2 separate regions of the Homo sapiens genome follow, and region 1 is linked to region 2. A link is an interaction called in ENCODE POLR2A ChIA-PET data of the cell type or tissue named here. Cell type or tissue: A673. All regions are shown on one strand. Links, peaks and the distances in the headings refer to the core of each region. The heading gives the core; the rest is flanking DNA.

Region 1 (10,636 bases), core at 1,025-9,024, 90 kb after region 2:
AGTACCTAGTTAATGTCAAAGGCTTCTGTGCAAACTCATAAAATACAAGGTGCACTTAAAATAAATATAAAATACTGATTAAGAATAGTCTAAGTTGAAACCAAGATTCTCAGACATGAGTAAAATAAGTATGTATGCCATCTCAAAAAAAGATTCCAAAGATCATATGCATATTTTTATCTGTATAGAAAAATTGAAAAAATATATCCCAAACTGGTTGCCTCTGGAGGATTAGAATTTTAGGTTGAGAACAGAAGGAGATAACAGGAAAAATTTAGTTTTCTACTTTATATTCCTGTGTTTTATTTGAATTTTTGCCACAAACATGTATTACTTTAGTAATACACAAAAACTACAAAAATAAAGCACATATTAGAACTCTGTACAGCAGACTGATACCAGAAAAAAAAAAAAAAAAGGGCAGGGGCAAGAGGGGGAAATAAGATTTCTATCTACAAATAAAACCACAGCCTTCTGAATTCTGGGATGTAAATTCATAAACCTGTAACTTCTACTGTGCATTAAAAAAAACTATAACATACCATAAAACCTGTATCTATTTCTTTAACTTCCTTACCTTTACCAAATACCACAATTTCTCTTAGACAGAGACAGTAAACATAAAACTCATGAAAAACTAAAGAGACAGAAAAATAAAAATTCTATGTCTGGTTAGGACGTTAATAAGCTCACAATCATAGGACACCACTATTATCTAAGGCACAGTGTTTTCAATTTGGATAGTAAGTCAGTTCATCTTTGAGCTTCGATCAATGTCTTAAAGCTTTCAAGACCACATGAGGATATGGTACATTGCCCATTATCTCACTTACTGAGTGACCTATTATTCATTGAATTTATTTCCACACAAGAGAACAGCATAGATACAGTATCCTAAATGATCATGCACATAAAACAAACATTAACATCATATTCATCGTTAGCAACTATTAGAACCTGTATATTACACTCTCAATAACTGACTGTATCATTCAAGTTGATATTAGTTCAATATGGTATATTCTGTGTTTCATAAAGAACCTATCACCAAACTAAGATTTTTTGAGATCAGCAAAACCCAATCTTTATAAAAGGTGCCCAGTTGATTAGCGAAATTACCTTCTCTCTACTGTGAAAACAATTCCCACTATCCAACCTGATGGTAAGAAAGCTGCTACATAATTGTGTGTGAAGGCCCTGAACTTCAAACATTCCTAGAACAGATTTTTCCTAATGGTGACAGGACTTAAAATCTAAGAAGCCATATGAAGCATCAGAACCCATCTCAATAACTTTACAAAAGCACAAGAATAGTCAAGGAGAGGTTGAGAAAGGAAGACTATGTCTTTCATCTTCAGAGTCAGAGCCAAGGGAAGTACTGAGCAGGGAATTAGTATATGTCTAGCATTGGCAACCAAAGTATTCAAGAGGCCCATTATAAACCTTTATGTCCAAAAGAATTCCTATGAGGCTACGTTAAGAAGAAAAACATGTTGGAATACATTGCAAGTTACCACTGGCAGATGTTAAGAAAATAAAATTATACAAGTAGTAAATGGGATAAAATTTTTAATGACATTAGAAATGAAAGGAGATTTAGAATTAAAACTAGCAACTGGATTCACAAGTCTTAAACACACACATATACACAAGTACATACACATTTAAGAATCTTTAAGATTTTTTTTAAACACTCAAAAATGAAATACTGAGTTTAAAGAACTAAAAGCTTTAATTTCTCCTTTCTAAAAAAAAGAAAAAAGCCAGAAGACTGGCCAGGATGCCCAAGACCTTCCAATTCAATGCTCCCAAAAACTATGAACCACAAAATCTGACAGATGGAAAATGGTTATTCCAAGGGGTTTGGGATTCTACAGGTACACCAGAAATTATCTGTGCGCTAAAAAAATGTGAGTAAAAGTATTTTCTATAATATACAGATGCCATATATGTGTGTATGTTTATGTATATATTTATATATGTGTGTATGTATACATATGTAACAAATATAATATTACAAAGATATAATGTATAATGACCTCTATAGGCTAGTACTATTCATTATCAGATTCATAGCAGTTTTCCAAAACCAAGAGACGCTAAAAGTACAACTAATATTAAGTAAGCATCTGTGAAACTTTCTGAAGCATAGCCTCTAAAAGACTGAAACCACCACACTAATCCAGAGTGATCCTTCAGTTGACCTGGCTGATATAATGTCCATGGGTCAGAGTGAGATGGCTGAATTAAATAAGCAAAGAAAGTAATCATCTGATATGTAGGAGAGAATGTGGGCAAGGAGATGGGAAAGATCCATCACTTTAAAAAGGCAAGAACCCCTTCTGTTTCTGTCTTTTTAGAAGACCAGTTGCTGCTACATATTTTGTATCTGCACAGACTTTTCTCTTCTGGGCTTAGCGACACACTCAACATTTTCAGTACAGAGTCATGATTCTCTGTTCTCTCCTCTATTCAGCTACATCATGAGTCATAGTAATGACTATTCTTGAATACCACTGGTGACGTTCAAAAAATTCTAAGCTCATGCCAACCAACTTTTGAACATCTGTGAGGCAGGGGAGAAATACTCGCCTAAAAGCTGCTGCCAGAAACAGTAGTCTGCATTCCAAAGTCAGTGCAACACAGGAGTTTAACTTGGGAGGCCTTAACATAACAGTAAGTAACACAACAGTGAAAGAATCTGTACTAATAAGGAAAATAATAATGTCAGTTACCATCTATTGAGAGCTACTATATTGAGAAAATTTACACTCATAGTATGGGGGCATGGGGGGTTGTCAGGTAAGGCTTCCTGGAGGGGGAGCCACCTGAGCCAACACCAAAAAGATAAGCAGAATGTACTGGTATATACAGAAATGTATTGGTATGTGTTCACAACAGAGAAGCATGAGGATGCTGCCACATGTATGAAGATGGTCACTGCAGTGTTCCTTATAAAAGCCAAAGCACACAAGCAAGCTTTGTGCCTTTCAACAGATTGTTATCTTAATGTCTACCTCATGCTGTTCACAGAAAAAAATAAAAGTGGGCAACCAGTTTTTAGCTCCAGATGACATTAAAAACTCATGATATGCCGGCCAGTCGCGGTGGCTCACGCCTGTAATCCCGGCACTTTGGGAGGCCGAGTGGACGGATCACGAGGTCAGGAGATCGAGACCATCCTGGCTAACACAGTGAAACCCCGTCTCTACTAAAAATACAAAAAAATTAGCCGGGCGTGGTGGCGGGCGCCTGCAGTCCCAGCTACTCGGGAGGCTGAGGCAGGAGAATGGCGTCAACCCAGGAGGCGGAGCTTGCAGTGAGCAGAGATAGCGCCACTGCACTTCAGCCTGGGCGACAGAGCGAGACTCCGTCTCAAAACAAAAAACAAACAAACAAAAAAACTCATCATATGCCTTCCCAACTCACACACAGGCACACACACACACCGAGGAGGTCAGAAACATGTTCTTGTGCATCCAACTTCAAAACATTAAGCTTTATAAAATTCAACAATATTTTTCTCATTTCATGTCTGAACAAGGCCCAGCACAGATCCAAGGACCAAAATTTCCCAAAGGACTTGCAAGAACATTCCAACTTTAACACCACATCCAACGCAAACACTTCTTTAAAAGAACGAGCAGATTCACATAGCCAAAAACTCAGGAGTTGAACAAGTCACAAAATATCAGCCCATCCATTTATAAGAGGTACAAGTTGAGAACCACTATGGTTGAAGGATCTTGCCCAAGGCCAGTCATACAGCTGGAATGGCAACCCAGATTCCAATTTTAGAACTATCCCAATAAGCTACATTGATTGAACTCCTCCTATTGTACTTGTCAATAGACAGCTGGAACAGCACAAAACATTAACTTGGAAAGAAAAACAAAAATAAAATGTATCGCCTCGTTTGTTTAGACAACAAAACCTATTCCAGCCTGGGCAGTGGTTCACACCTCTAATCCTAGCACTTTGTGAAGGCTGACAGGCAGGAGGATTGCTTGAGGCCAGGAGTTCAAGACCAGTCTGGGCAACACGGCAAAACCCCATCTCTACAAAAATTACAAAAATTAGCCAGGCACGGTGGCATGCACCTGTAGTCCTAGCTACTTGGGAGGCTGAGGTGGGAGGATAGCTTGAGCTCAGGAGGCAGAGGATGCAGTGCGCCATTACACTTCAGCCTGGGCGACTGAGTGAGCCCCTGTCACAGAAAAACACACACAAAAAAAAAAAAAGGAAAGAAAGAAACCAATAACAAGAAGAAAAAAACTATTCTAATGGGTTTGTAACATGGACAACTACTTGCTCTTTAAAGAATGAGACAGATAACTGTAATGGTAAGAAGTCATTTACTGAGCACCTATTACAAATCTGGTAATATGCCAGGCGCTACCACCCATCACTGACCAATCACTGAACTAGGACTTAGGTAAGCACCATCAATAAAACCCTTAAAGCACAACGGGAAGAGAAGCCTGGGCTGCTAGCACAATAAGCCCCAACAAACTAAAATGTTAGATTAAGGGACAGAAGTATTTTCTACTTCATAAGTTAATTATACATTACCAAGGTTACTTTTCCCCACTATTTTGCAGGAGTCAACGTGATACACAATATAACCAAGGGTGACAAAAGCAACCATACTCCAAAGTATTCAGCAAAATACTTGACAAGCAACATGCATGACAATAGCCCTAAGGTGTTGGAAGACTGGGATACAAACCCCTGTTGTCTGGGGCCTGTTGTGGGGTGGGGGGAGGGGGAGGGATAGCTTTAGGAGATATACCTAATGTAAATGATGAGTTAATGGGTGCAGCACACCAACATGGCACATGTATACATACGTAACAAACCTGCACATTGTGCAAATGTACCCTAGAACTTAAAGTATAATATATATATATATATATATATATATATATATATATATATATATATATATATATATACCCGTGTTGCTCCAATTCAAATTTGTGACAAGTAACCAGTTATTATAGGATTATGCTGGACAATGAGATACACCCCCTCCCATATTGTTCTAAATAGATACTTTATACAGAAAACTCATTATAGATACTCATTATATAGAGAACACAGTCTTTAATTAGAGTCTCTGAAATAGCTATTCCCCATCCTTAATTATGTAACACATAACACGAAAACTTCTGATCACAGCCTGATGGGCAGCCAATGGGCAAATTCCCTCAAGGTTCAGTGACCCTAACTGTGAAGCTATTTTTCTTTAATTATGTTACAGAAAAAGATGTCTCAATCCATGGTCCTCCTAAGCTTCAAGAGGAAAGGTTGGGAGGAAACTCATTAACTTAGTTATGATCGTCTATATTTCAGAGAGGAAAGAAAAAGAGAAAACTTTGCATAACTTTTTGATGGACATAAAATAATAGCAGAATCAGATTTTGTTTAAGATAATAATAGCAGAATCAGATTTTATTAAGTGGCATACCAACATTTTATTAAGTGGCATACAAGGCATTCTTGTGTTTATTTTTTAGAAATTATCAAAACCTACCAAAGCAAATCTAAAGAACGTATATAAAAGAACTTACCTAAAACATTAAATTAATGTTAAGTATAATTATAACAGCAGCTAACATTTATGTATTAGGTGTTAACTGTTCAACTTTACACATTGTTTTAATGTCTCCCAAATCAGCCTAACAGTAAGACTTACCTGGGGCACTTAATCACAGAATCCCTGGAAATTCTAATTCTGTAGCTCTGGGATGGGTCCCATTATTTTAAAAAATGCATTACAATCATTCTTATGACCAAGCTAGGTTAGGAAACAGATTCTCATGGGCTCTTCTTTAACAATGACAGGAAATAGGAAACACTATTAGACCCATTTGACAACTGAAGAAACTGAGGCTTAGAGAGGTCACAAAGCCACCCAGGGTCAGAGGCAGAAACAAACAGAAATGTGAGCTCAGATTTGTAGCTTTTAGCCTGAAAGTAAAACTGCAATCATTGTTCCTTTCCCCAGGTAACACACCAGAGAAGGACACTAACAACCTCAATTTCAGGGACGATAAAAATTAAGTAACAATCCATTCTTCTCTTATTATCTCTCTCAGAGTATCTAAGAAGGCTACACTGGTAAAAGGCTACAGTGCAGTTTCTGGCACATAAGTTACTGAAAATAAGATTTCTTTCCTATCTCCCATCCTTCATCCCTTCTTCTCTACTGATGTCCTCTAATTGGAGTCATTAGTCCTCTTTCTACCAAGCAAAGCCAAAGGTTCCCAGACATATACAACCTCAGAAAAAAAAATGTGAAATAAATGGCAGATACTAACATCAGATTTACTATTCATTTTTCTTTTTTTTTTTCATTTCATGAAAATTACATTCAAACCGGTTTCTTGCCTGGAGAAAAGCACAAAACAAAATTTACATAACGCCTTTAAAAATCAAAACACAATTAACGTTAAGTTTCTTCATGCATTCTCAAAAATCCAACAATATAGTTTAATAGAAAATAATGACAAGCAACATTTATTGAGCGTATCAAGTATTAAATCACTAATTCTCATCAGAAGTCCAGAGGGAATTACGCGAGTCCCATTTACAATTAAGAAAACAGACACAAAGAAATTACAAATTTTGCCCCAGGTTACACAGTTACTAAGTGGTAAAGACAGTATGCAAAATTAGAAGAAGAACTACTATTTGAATTCATGATTTCTTTATTACAATTATCTACTGCTGCGTAATAAATCATCCCAAAATATAACGGCTTAAACTAACAACAATCATTTTATTATCTTTCACAATTTCTGTGAGTCAGGAATTTGTACAAAGCACAGCTGAAATGCTTGTCTCTGCTTCCTGATGTCTGAATCTTACACTGGGAAGACTGCAGGCAACTCAATGGCCCAGGGCTAGAATCATCTGAAACCTCAGGTGTGTTTCACCTCCCCTGGAACACTTGGATGTGGCCTCACCATTTGGCTCCTTGAGCTCCCCTGCAGCCTCCTAGCTGGTTTCCAAAGTCAAGTGTCCCAAAAGAACCAGGTAGAAGCTATACCACCTTTTATGACCCTATCTTGGAAGTCTCACAGCACTGCTCCACCATAATCACATGGCCACCCCTCCATACAAAAAGAAGGAACGAGACATCACTACCCGCCTCCCTATGGAAAGAATCTCAAAGTTGTAAGAACAGCATAATTTCTGCCACAACCCCTAAATAACAATCAATAATATCATCCCTACCTACTAGTGAGAAAATGGAAGTTCAGAAAGGCTATGTGATTGCCCAAGGTCACACAATAAATAATGGCACTAAGATGCCAACACAGGCCCTTGTGACTCCAAATCCTGTTCAATTTCCATTACATCATATTTATAAAACATTCCATCTAAACTGAGTTGTTCCTTGGTGAAAGCTAGGACACATCCATCTTTTAAAAATAATAATAAAGTGAACCATTCCACCAAAAATATGCTAAAAGGATATCCAAATATAAATTATCAAATTTGGAAAGGCAGCAAATGGAAATCCTAATCTAAAGCATTCTTAGTTTACCAGTGATGTCAAATGTTAGCATTTTCTTTGTTGTTGTAATTGAGGATTCGTGTAAGAAAAGAGAAATACAATACCAAGAGTATTCAGTAAGGATAGTCCTTGAAAAGACTAGCAACCACCTAGGACAGTGGTGCAAACCATCCAATTAAGTCTAAATAGGAGATACCCAGGCAACACAATGAAGCCAATGAGCTACAAACTCCATCTGATGCCAAAACTAAAAGGGGAGTTATCACTCATCACCATCAACTGCTTTTGAAAAGGCCAATCCCAGCTATGAGTGTCTCTTCTGGCATGGGAAATTTCATAACACATCTTTATTGCCGGCTGAGGCCACTTGCCTCATCCAGATTCACTGCCTTATGAAAATGTGCAATATGAATGTTTACCGTTGTCATGGAACCTTCACATGAGTTCAAAATAACACACACCCATCACTGTGGCATTTCCAAACAGGACTGAATGGTTGGAAACGGAGGTGCTAGCTAATGTTATTTATTAAAACAAATAAAAACGTCTCTTTTATTTTAGATATCTGTGATGTTCATGGAGGACTTGGCAATATGTGCATGGTTGGGCATAATCTGATAATAAATCCATCAGTCCTTTATTTTGCTACTGGTTAACTAAAATGCCAGACATAAAGGCAACTGTACTTCTTTAACAAATGTGTCTTCTTCTAAGTGGGCAGTGTCAGCACTTGTTCCCTAGACGGGTTCACAGCTAGTACAACACACAGAGTCCCCCATTCAAAACTTCAGCACCTCTTCTCCAGCCCCTATTCTCTCCACTCAATGTCTTAACCATGGGCATTAAGGAACACAACATGTGAAATATACAGGCAATTTGCTGGTCTGAGTTTGTGTGACACCTTCAGGTTTCAGAAATTAAACTGCCACCCTCAGGGTCAGAGACCAGAATTCTCAAAAGTACTACAATTCATTCGAGAAGGCAAGGCATGGTAGACACTACCTTTGTCTTCAAACAATAATCTAATTTTTTCTTTCCAAATCCCTACAAAGACTCTTTATATGATCAATGACCATCTATCTATCCGGCAGCTTTCTGTATCAAAGGGAATAACTTAACCTAAATTCATTATAGTTTCATGTGCCAAGTGCACAGTAATGGCTAAAATCAAAGTCATTGAGATGATGAAGCCCCATCCAAACTTACGTCAGTTACCCTCCATTTTAACATTGAAAAACAGTATTTATCAGTACCATCAATATATTTGCTTCTAAACACTTTTTCCTCAAAGGGACTTTTCAATCATCAAACTATAGCTGGCATTAAATCCAAAAGAATATTCAACTATAGCAAGTAATATTTCCCTGGAAAGCTATTAATTATTCAGCATTCCTTAGCTGCCTACAAGCAGATAGATACCCAGGTTGTTCTTTGTTGGAAACACTCACTCAGCGCCCCTGCCCCCAGCTTGGAGAGGAATACAGGCTGACCCACTACCATTGCATCTCTGTAAACCTCAAGAAGTGATGCTGCAAGGACCAGCTCAATAGTACCTAACAGCCTGGCTGACATGGGGAAGCCCCCAGCCAGACCAAAATCTCCACCCACTGCGGTATTTTTCTCCCTATAGGCAATAGACAAAAGGCCAATGTTCCCACTCACTTTAAATTCAGGCATAAGTAACAGGACTCAGACAAGGAAGAAAACTGAAGTCCCAGTCAAAACTGAAACCCACCAGCGTATATAATAAGTATTTTTATTATTATCACTAACAGCAGTAATCACGACAAAAAAAAAAAAGTACAACCATGCCCATGGCTGACAGGAAGGTTATCAATCGAGGACAATTTAGTTATATGTGGTTTAGGAAGAAGAAAAAACGACTTGAAATTATCAAAACCTTGGACTCAGGAATATCACATCTGTGGAGCTTGTCCAAGAAAACTACGAATCATGTGGACAAAGATTTAGCTACAAGGACATTCAACAAAGAGTTGTTTAAAACATGAAAAACTGGCTGGACACGGTGGTTCACACTTGTAGTCCCAGCTATGCAGGAGGCTGGGGCAGGAGGATCGCTGGAGCCCATAAGTTTGAAGTTACAGTGAACTATGATTGTGCCACTGCACTCCAGGCAGGGCATCAGAGACCCCGTCTCAAACAAACAAACAAACAAACAAACTGGAAACAACCTAAATACCCAACAATAATATGGACAGTATACATCCATACAATGAAATACTAAGTAAAACTTTAAAATGATAGTGTAAAAGCAGGTGAGGCTTTTCTTTGACATGGCAACCTGTTCATGATTTCACAGGAAATGAATATTCAAGTAACAAAATGTATACTGTTCAATATAAATTTTGATTTTATACACCTACACATAATACAACTAGAATAATACAATTGCCCCTCCATATCCGAGAAAAATTGGTTCCCAGGATCCCCTTGGATACCAAAAATCCACAGATGCTCACATCTCTGATATAAAATGGTACAGTACTTGCATAAAACCTATGCACATCCTCCTGTATAGTTTAAATCATCTCTAGATTACTTATAATACCTAATACAATACAAATGTTATGTAAATAGTTGTTATACTGTTTTTTTATTTGTACTATATTTAGTACATCACTAAAGAATAAAACTGGTTATATTTGATAGGTGGAAAAACAGGTGAGTTTTTGGGTTAGCTCTTCCTAATAGTTCTGTAATAAACATGTACCACACTCTTTTGCATTAGAAAATTAATGGACTTTAATTCCAACACTTTGAGGGGCCAAGGCAGGAGGATAGCTTAAGCCCAGGAGTTCCAGACCAGCTGAGGAAACACAGCAAGAACCTGTCTCCCAGAAAACCAAACACCGCATGTTCTCACTCACAGGTGGGAATTCAACAACGAGAACACTTGGACACAGGGTGGGGAACATCACACCCTGGGGCCTGCTGTGGGGTGGGGGGCAGGGGCGGAATAGCATTAGGAGAAATACCTAATGTAAATGACGAGTTAATGGGTGCAGCAAACCAACATGGCACATGTATACCTATGTAACAAACCTGCATGTTGTGCACATGTACCCCTATGTAACAAACCTGCATGTTGTG
Region 2 (10,636 bases), core at 1,409-9,408:
TTTAAGTCTATTTTCTTTTAAGGCTTTCAACTGATTTGATTGATGAGGCCAATCCCCATTGGAAAGGGTAATCTGCTTTGCTCTGAATCTATTAATACCAATGTAAACGTTATTCTTATCTAAAGAATACCTTCCCAGCGACATCCAGACTGGTGTTTCACCAAATACCTGGGTACCGTGGCCTAGCCAAGTACAAACAAAATTAACCATTACAGCTGCTGTTTCATCTCTTTTCTGCTGGGCTTTTGGTCACTAAGCAGAAAATATGAGGGGAAACGGACACACTGGCTCCCACAGCGGTTGGTCTCTGACATCAGCTATATCTATGTGGGGCAAGTTAGCTATTAATAAGTTTTGCCATGAAATAAAATTAAAAGTATTTATATTCATTTACTTTAAATCTTTTTAAATGCCTAAACCTTCTGAATAATAATATGCTATTCCTAATGCTCTAACCAAGGGGTCGGCATATTTCAACTATAATAAGGTGCCGATAGTAAATACTGTTGGCATTGCAGACCATATGCTCTCTACCCTAACCTCTCAATTCTGTTGCTGTCATGGGAAAGCGGCCTTGTACTATACATGACAAATGGGAATGGCTGTGACCACTAAACTTTATTTACAGAAACAGGCTGTGGGTCAGATTTGGCCTCAGGGCCATAGTTTGAGGATGCCTCCTCTGTTACCAACAAAATTTCAGGTACTTTTCATTCTTTCTCTCATCTTCCAAGGGTGTGATCTTGGATTGAAACTAATCATCTGTATTTTTTTTTTCCAACAGCATTTACTTTTCATCCAGAAAACCTTAGCTATGCCGCATGAGTTCTGATTATCTATTAAACATGAAGCTCAAGTGGTTATTTGCTAGTCACTTTTAAGTGTTTGGAAAAAAATATTAAAGTCCTCAGTCTCTGAGATACAAGGCAAGTCCAATTAGTGCAGACAATGTAAGCCATTATCCAGCTGCAATGGTCTCTTACATTTTCAAAAGAAAGAGTGGAGGCAGGTAAACACTAGCCCAGTAAACATTAAGGATGCATCTAAGGAAGCTTTAATAGGGGCAGGATACCTGTAAAGAGTCTATGACTCACTACATTATTCTAGAATAGATTTTTAATTACTCTGATCTATGTATGGCAACTGCTGCTTCTGATTAAATAGATTTAAAATGAGAAGAAAGAAAACAGAAACCGGCCAGGCACACTGGCTCATACTTGTAATCCCAGTACTTTGAGCAGTCGAGCCATGCAGACGGCTTGAGCCCCAGAGTTCGAGACCAGCCTGGGCAACATGGCAAAACCCCATCTCTACAAGAAAATTAGCCTGGTGTGGTGGCAAAGGCCTGTAATCCCAGCTACCTGGGAGACTGAGGTCAGGTGATCACCTGAGCCTTGGAGTTCGAAGCTGCAGTAGGCCATGATCACACCACTGCACTCCAGCTTGAGCAACACAGTGAGACCCAGTCTCAAAAAAAAGAAAACAGAAATCTAGTTTCTATAAATACTAATATTTTAACCAATATTAATATTTAAGAACTTTGAAGAATCCAGAGCACGGACAGGAAAAATAACACAGATTTCTAGTGGAGATTATTCAATGTATGTTGGGAAGTTTTGTCATCTAAGGATACACTCAAATCTAAGCGTAACCTTGGATTGGACTGTGCTGTACTGTTTATGGGCATTACAGCTATGGAGCAACAGCCCTTGAAAGGAATATAGTTTGTCTCATTTCTAAAATGCATCTTCAATTCTTCACCTTAAAAACATAGCCTTGGCCTGGTGCAGTGGCTCACACCTGTCATCCCAGCACTTTGGGAGGCCAAGGCAGGCAGATCACGAGGTCAAGAGATGGAGACCATCCTGGCCAACATGGTGAAACCCTGTCTCTACTAAAAATACAAAAATTAGCTGGGCATGGTGGGGTGTGCCTGTAATCCCAGCTACTTGGGAGGCTTAGAAAAGAGAATCACTTGAACCCGGGAGACGGAGCTTGCCGTGAGCCGAGATCACACCACTGCACTCCAGCCTGGGCAACAAAGCGAGACTCCATCTCAAAACAAACAAACAAACAAACAAACAAACAAACACAGCCTCAGAAGCACTGAAAATGACAACCCCTCGCCCATTCCATGCCTTTCTTCCTCCCGGGAAACATAAGTCATCAGGACCCATGGAGCAGACATCATTCTGAAAGGCACATCAAAGACACTCTGAAGTTCCAAAGGAAGCCGCCAACTGTAGGCCTCGGGCCAAGATAGGTGTAGGGGTGCTGCCCTTTACCATGGCTCTTGCCTCTTTACCATGGCTTAGGAAGGATGCTCTGGGTTTCCTTAAACTTCGCAGATTCATGCTGATTGCAGTCAAAATAAATATTCCCAGGAGCTTTGTGAACTGAAATTTCCTTTCATGAAAAGAATTTCTAGAAATACTACAGCTACAGTAGTCCCCCCATTATCCACGGCTTCGCTTTCTGCAGTTTCAGTTACCTACGGTCAACCACAGTCCAAAAATATTAAATGAAAAATTTCAGAAATAAACAATTCATAAGTTTTAAATCATGCACCGTCCTGAGTGATGTGATGAAATCTCTCACCATTCCACTGTGTCCAGCTCAAAGGGGAACCGGCCTTTAGGACAGCATTTCTACCCCGTATACCCTCACCACCCATTAATCACATATCGGCCACCTCAGTGAGCAGGTCGACTGTCAAAGTATCACAGTGCTTGTGTTCAAGAAACCTTTATTTTACCTAATGATGACCCGAGAGTGCAAGACTAGTGAGGCTAGCAAGTCAAACAGCCAAAAGGGAAGCTGTAATGTGCTTCTGTTAGTGAAAAAGGTGAAAATTCTCGATTTAATAAGCAAAGAAAAAAATCATATGCTGAGGTTGCTGAGCTCTATAGTATTCTATCTGTGAAACTGTAATGAAGGAAAAAGAAATTCGTGCTACTTTTCTGTTGCACTTCAAACTACAAAAGTTATGGCCACAGTGCATTACAAGTACTTAGTTCAAAAGGAAAGAAAAATGTTTGGGTGGAAGACATCAACAGAAATGGGTTCCAACTGACTGAAACATGTGGCACCAGGAAGCACCGAGCCTATACAAAGACTTCAGCAAGGGATCCCCTAAAATGAGTGACACTAAGTTATTTGTTGCAAGTAGCGAATGGTTGTGCAGATTCAAGATAAGCTTGTACCGAAAAATACAAAAATTACTGGAGAGTCTCTATCTGCTGATGAAGAAGCAGCTGTCACATTTCCAGCAGAGTTGAAGAAGCTGTTGATCTCATTACTGTGCCTAGTTTATAAATTAAATTTTATCATACATATGTATGTATGGGGAAGAGCAAAGTATACTATAGAATTTGGTACTATTCCATGGTTTGAGGCATCCACTGGGGGTCTTGGAAGATATCTCCTGCAGATAAAGGAGGACTACACATAATAAAAGAGCAGCTGACATGTCAGTTAATTGTAGTTTTAAATGAATATGCAAACAAAACTCATATTTATGTGTTTTTTAAAAAATATTTATTTGGGCTGATGTTTCCACAACTTTTGAAAACTCTGTAGTGTATTGCACATTTTCCCCTCACATTAATAATTGTACCCAACGCTTTACATTTAAATATTCTTCAGCTGAGAAGATGTCTGGAAGTTGAAAAAAATAGATAAAACAAGCAAGCATATTATTTAAACACAAATAATGTACCATTTTAAAATAAGTTAATACTACGTTTCCCAATTATTCAGACTTCCTGAAGGTTCCGACTGCCTAATTCCAAGTCTACCACTTACTTTGCTGAATGGCGTTGGGCATGTTACTTTCCTCCCAAGTTTCAGTTTCCTCATCCATAAATGGAGAGCCTAATAATACCTGCTCCATATGGGGTTCTAGTGGCGAACAGGTGACTTAACACATGTAAAGCATTCAGAATAATGCCTGGCACGTGGCAAGCCTTTAGTAAGTGCTAATCCTGATCATCAGCTTCTTTTTCTTCTTCATCATTAATTTGTGGTTCTTACATTTAAAGGTGTCAGGGTAGTTCAATGTAGGAGCAAGCAAAGTTTTAGGGGTGGCATGTTAAATATTAAATATAATCAATCCTTCCCTCCCCTTGGAGTATTTTCTATACACTGAAGAGTATCTTTTAGTAATTGTGAATTTCTTTTTTATCCCCACAAAGAGTTAGAGGGAAACCTTAGCAAAACCAGACATTGTGTATCAGTGAGTCCAATTGTCCAGTCTCATAGTCTTTATAACCCAGCAAACAGGCCCAGTGAACAGGTGCTTGGAAGGGCAGAACATGGACTGCTTCAAACAATCAGAAATGCATCCAATAAGATATGAACTCCCACCATGGGAAATACGTTTTTTAATTAGATTAAAAAAAAAACTGATGTAAGAAATTGGCAAAATTGTTGCTTCTGAAAAGGAGTGATAGCAAAAACTAAAACTAAAAATAAAATAAAATTTTTAAATATGTATCCATTCCTATGGTTTCCAAGTATTTTGATGTTAGCTTCTACCAGGACTGCCTGATATTTTTCTCATATATTTTCTTCCTTTATCTTAGAGTGAATCTATTTGTCACACAGTTTATTGTTCCTGTTAGGTTGGTGCAAAATTAATTGTGGTTTTCGCCATTAAAAGTAATAGTAAAAACCGCAGTCACTTCTGCACCAATGTAATATTTCCCCTGGGATAAAACAGAGTTGGATGAATCAGGTGCTCACAGGCAAATCTCCCTGGAAGTTCCTACTTAGTTCTTCTCCTCTGTCACTTTATATTTATTTGCAAATTGTCAAGCACCATTGGTTTATATTTGAGACACTTATGAAAATGAGAGATAAAGAATAATTTCAGGTAAAACTCTTCTTGGGCAACACAGATCTAATGTTTCCAATGAAATAATCACTTCCTGAAATGGAAAAATAAAATAGGAAGTCAAGAAAAAATACAGATTTCAAGAACAGCATGGGTTTAGCTTCAAGTTAAACAGAAACACTGATGCAGACAATACCAATCATTTGAGTCTTTTGAGATCTAATACAGAGCATCCAAAGGAAAGGTCTGATGAGGGAAAGAAAATCCAAAGCTTTGAAATGGTCAAAGTAGCTAGGTCTTGAAGTCAGATGCAAAGTTATAACATTCTAGAAAAATGTCCGGTCGCTTAAGTCTTAGATTCCATCAAAGTGATGACCAAATTTAGAGATGAATAACCGTACTTGGATCACTTAGCAGAAACAGCATTATAGGCCAACTTGGCTGGAAAAAAGCTCTCCATTATCAAGATCTGAGGAAGACCTCTGCAAATCCAGGTCTCCATCTCCCTGACAGCCTCCTTCACTTTCTAACAGCTCCTCGACCAATCACTTCTCCTACATTCTAACCCAATGGCTCTCAACTCTTTAAAAAATGCAGATAGGTTTTAAAGTTTAGTGGAACCTAACATGACAGTAATTATATTTTAAATATCTGTTGGGTAAGAAAATGCATAGAAACAAAAACTTTTCAATTCACTATAAGATTTTCTACTTTATTAACCCCTAAAGCAGGGGTCCCCAAACCCCGGGCCACAGACTGCTACCAGTCCATGGCCTGCTAGGAACCCAGCCACACAGCAGGATGGGGGCAGTAAACTAGCATTACCTCCTGAGCTGGGCCTCCTGTGATATCAGCAGAGGCATTCAATTCCCAGAGGACCATGAAACCTATTTTGAACTGCACATGTTGGGGATCTAGGTTGGACACTCCTTATTAGAATCTAACTAATGCTTGATGGTCTGAGGTGGAACAGTTTCATCCTGAAACCATGCTCCCTGCCCCACTCAACCTCCTGGAAAATTTGACTTCCATGAAACCGGTCCCTGGTGCCAAAAAGGTTGGGGACCACTGCCCTAAAACATCTTCATTCAGTTAAAATTTTTCTGAGAGCCTACTATGTGCAACGCATTATTCTTAGCATTTGAGGTACAATTCTGCCCTTAAAATTCTCCTCCTTCCCTCCCTCCTTTCCATATCCTATCAGAAAAGGTCTGAACAAAATGGTTATTCTGATAGGAGAATTCTAAATTCTATTTGATGGGAGGGATGGGGGAGACAAGGAAGATGGAGGCAACTCTCCATTCCTCCTTGGGGTTGTAATTTTTCACCATGTGAACGCATTCATGAGTTACTCGTGTAATTAAAAATAAAAGATGGTAAACAGAGCATCTGTGTAAGAAATGTCTAGAAAAATAAAAAGTCCTTTAGAATTACTTCAAGGCCCTCTAAAAATGTGCCCAAATCCACATTGCACCCTGGGGTTCAGAAAGCAGTGGCTCTTGCAAATTGTTCATATCAATTCAGTTCAATTATCTGGTAGCAACACTCAGGCAAGTACCATCTTTCTTTTGTTCATTCCTGTAACATCTATCAAGTACACAATACCTGGCATAAAACAAACACTGAATTAGGTAAATATTAAATGGCTGACTGAATGGATGACTGAAGAATGCCTAGTTTCCTGCCTCAAGTACCGAATGCCTAACCATTTTCCTTCCATGGTGACTTCAACACACTCTCCAAAACTCCACTCAAAAGATCATCTCATCTGTGTGTGTGTGTGTGTGTGTGTGTGTGTGTGTGTGTGTGTGTCTTTTGTTGGCATCTAACTCATCTATGGTGAAAAACACAAATTTCATCTCTATAACCTCAACATTTTCTACTGATAAAGACATCCATGTAACCAACATGCAGATGAAGAGAGAGAGAGGACATTACCAGTACTCCCACCACACTGCTTCAATATGGCCTTATTTTAATAACATCCTTGCCCATTTTTTTGTTTCTTTGTTTTCTGCTACTTGCAAAATCAAAGTATTTCACTTTGAATAAGATAACAGCTAAATGAGCTGATTTTTTTTAACTAGAGTTAGCAAACATCTCTAATCCAGTAAAGTGATGTCAATTAAAAATAGTATTAGGAATCCTGCGATATTATAACAGCAGGTGACAATTTAACACTGTTTGGACTAAAATATTGTAGGTGAAATTTACTGTAATAGAGATTGTACATATGAAAAAATATCAAAGGTTTCTAATTTTAATACATTTTCCCTCAATGCTCAATGCTTAAATAATTTTCCTTTACATGCTTACTGACTATAAATAAAAGATAGACTTAAAATTTCCTAAAAGGAAATTTTAGATGTGATATTACATGACCTCTCTACATTCTCATCTTTAAATTATTCCCTGTGAAATCTTGTTCAATCCATCATTTGAGCATGTCAGCAGGAAAAATAATTTCTTTTTTGTTTTAATTTTAGGTTCAGGGGTACATATGCAGGTTTGTTATATAGGTAAACTCGTGTCATGGGAGTTTGTTGAACAGATTATTTCATCACTCAGGTACTAAGCCTAGTATCCAACAGCTATTTTTCCAGATTCTCTCTCTCCTGTCACCCTCTACCTTCCAGTAGGCCCCAGTGTCTGTTGTTCCCCTCTCTGTGTCCACGTGTTCTCATCATTTAGCTCCCACTTACAAGTGAGAACATGCAGTATTGGTGCTGGAGGCCATTATGCTTAGCAAACTCATACAAGAAGAGAAAACCAAGTACTGAAAAATAATTTCTTAAATGAATTTTGCATATGACAAAAGATCTCACACCTCCTCTAACTCAGAAACAATAACACGAGTGCTTCAACAAAAATTGTAACCAAGATTCAGGAAGACTCCTTAAACCTTTAAGACAATCATGATAGATTAACAAGAACCTAGCACAAACTGAGGCATCCCTAAATTCCACTCTGCATCTTTCCAAGAGAAAACTCTAAGAACATTCAAGTCCCCTTTATAACACTGAAGAAATTCGAAAAACAAACATTCATCTTACTGATGTAGAAGAACAGAAAAGCATCACACTATTAGCTCCTCCAATGGCCTGGCAGAGACCCTGCGTGGCACAAGCCACAAATAAGAACATTCTAAAGAATTAACCATTTTGCAAAACAGAACATTTCTCAGATGGCTTAGTAAAAAAAAAAAAAAACACACACAGTGACATCAGAACATTAAGAGAGGGGAGAGATTTTCAGATAACATCACTGACTGGTATAAGCAATGTATTTATATCAATAAATTGATATAAATTTATTGGTATAAACTGATATATATAAATATTGATATGAATTGATATAAATTACATTGATATTTATATCAATATGTTATACTGATATAAATTATATTGATATTATATTAATACATGTTATATACTGATATAAATTGATATTTACGTTATTAAATCAAGTTTAGCCTAAAGCTGCCTCTTTACATATTTTAAATTTGGTCTAAAGGTTTTTCTGTACACATCATGAACTATAGCAAGTGGCAATGTAAACGGACCGTAGCCTACACTTGTGCCAATCACCAAGTTTTTCCCAATCAAATGTACCCAACTGTACAGTAATCAAAACGGCATGGCACTGGTACCAAAACAGGCACAAAGACCAATGGAACAGAATAGAGATCTCAGAAATAAGGCCACACATCTACAACCATCTGATCTTTGACAAACCGGACAAAAACAATCAATGGAGAATGGATTCCCTATTTAATAAATGGTGCTGGTAGAACTGGCTAGCCATATGCAGAAAATTGAAACTGGAACCCTTCCTTACACCTTATACAAAAATTAACTCAAGATGGATTCAAGACTTAAATGTAAAACCCAAAACTATAAAAACCCTAGAAGAAAATCTAGGCAATATGATTCAGGATATAGGCATGGGAAAAGATTTCATGACAAAAACATCAAAAACAATTGTGAACAAAACCAAAAATTGACAAATGGGACCTAACTAAACTAAAGAGTTAATGTACAACAAAAGAAACTATCATCAGAGCAAACAGACAACCTGTGGAATGGGAGAAAATTTTTGAAATCTATCTATCTGACAAAGGTCTAATATCCAGAATCTATAAGGAACTTAAACAAATTTACAAGAAAAAACAAACAACCCCATTAAAAAGTGGGCAAAAGACAAGAACAGACACTTCTCAAAAGAAGTCATTTATGCAGCCAACAAACGTATGAAAAAAAGCTCAACATCACTGATCATTAGAGAAATGCAAATCAAAACCACAATGAAATACCATCTTATGCCAGTCAGAATGGCAATTATTAAAAAGTCAAGAAACAAGAGACGCTGGCGAGGCTGTGGAGAAACAGGAATGCTTTTACAGTGTTGGTGGGAACACAAATTAGTTCAACCATTGTGGAAGACAGTGTGGCGATTCCTCAAGGATCTAGAACCAGAAATACCATTTGACCCGGCAATCCCATTACTGGGTATATACCCAGAGGAATATAAATCATTCTATTACAAAGGTACATGCACGTGTATGTTCACTGAAGCACATTCACAATAGCAAAGACATGGAATCAACCTAAATGCCCATCAGCAATAGGCTGGATAAAGAAAATGTGGCACATATACACCGTGGAATACTATGCAGCCATAAAAAGGAACAAGATCATGTCCTTTGGAGGGACATAGATGGAGCTGGAAGCCATCATCCTCAGCAAAGTAACACAGGAACAGAAAACTAAACACCGCATGTTCTCACTCATAATTGGGAGCTGAACAATGAGAACACATGGACACAGGGAGGGGAATAACACACACTGGGGCCTGTCAGGTGGGGGACAGGGGAAAGGAGAGCATCAGGATAAATAGCTAATAGATGCAGGGCTTAATACCTATGTGATAGGTTCATAAGTGCAGCAAACCACCATAGCAAATGTTTACCTAGGTAACAAATCTGCACATCCTACACATGTATCCTGGAACTTAAAATAAAATATAAAGAAATTTTTTAAAAATTAAAAATTTTTTTCAAAAATATAGCTGGCCAGGCACGGTGGCTCATGCCTGTAATCCCAGCACTTTGGGAGGCTGAGGCAGGTGGATCACAAGGTCGGGAGATCAAGACCATCCTGGCCAACATGATGAAACCCCATCTCTACCAAAAATACAAAAATTAGCCGGGCATGGTAGTGTGCGCCTGTGGTCCCAGCTACTCGGGAGGCTGAGGCAAGAGAATCCTTTGAACATGGGAGGCAGAGGTTGCAGTGAGCTGAGATCATGCCACTTCACTCCAGACTGGCAACAGAGGGAAACTCCATTTCAAAAAAAAAAAATGTAGCCAACTGTTTGAACTGTGTTTTAATAGGGCAAACGCCGAGCTGTAACCAATTCAACTGTTACTGTACCTCACTTCCGTTTTCTGTACGTCACTTTCCATTTTTTGCCCGTAAGTCTCCCACCACATAACTGCGTTGGAATCTCGGAAACTTCTCTGGCTCAGATGGCTGTCCAGTTCCCCAATCATTCATTGCTCAGTTAAACTCCTTTAAATTTAATTCTGCTGGAGTTTTTATCAATATCAATTTACTGATACAAATGAATTGTGCACACCAATCAGTGATGTCATCTGAAAATTAGTTTATATCAAACTGATCTAAATATACCATGCCTGGACCCTGTCCACTAGATGCCAGTAGCACACCCCATAGTTTGTGACTATAAAAACTGTTCCAGACATTCCAAATGTCCCCCTTGAAGAGGGGAGGGAGGAGACAG

What was found. ChIA-PET counts read pairs that join two places held together with the same protein. Peaks named below come from ENCODE experiments on the same cell type or tissue, not always from the same donor. Only the 100,000 strongest peaks of a DNase experiment are listed, where the experiment ranks them.
Region 1: POLR2A ChIA-PET joins it to region 2 with 15 read pairs; 3 of 35 experiments call an interaction of 5 or more read pairs at or near these places.

The regions. Positions count from the first base shown.
Region 1 is chr3:65,886,988-65,897,623 of GRCh38, forward strand. The region is part of intron 1 of MAGI1 (membrane associated guanylate kinase, WW and PDZ domain containing 1); the gene reads right to left. All of the region lies in intron 2 of MAGI1-IT1 (MAGI1 intronic transcript 1), which reads right to left. It overlaps MAGI1-AS1 (MAGI1 antisense RNA 1), which reads left to right and starts at 6,829. Exons shown (of 3, transcript NR_046575.1): 1 at 6,829-6,930. In A673, for the core only: no CTCF peak of the experiment used is centred there; a DNase peak (open chromatin) is centred at 2,534; H3K27ac peaks cover 374 bases.
Region 2 is chr3:65,796,246-65,806,881 of GRCh38, forward strand. All of the region lies in intron 1 of MAGI1 (membrane associated guanylate kinase, WW and PDZ domain containing 1), which reads right to left. Among named protein-coding and RNA genes, the nearest start is that of MAGI1-AS1, 92 kb to the right of the region's middle. In A673, for the core only: no CTCF peak of the experiment used is centred there; no DNase peak of the experiment used is centred there.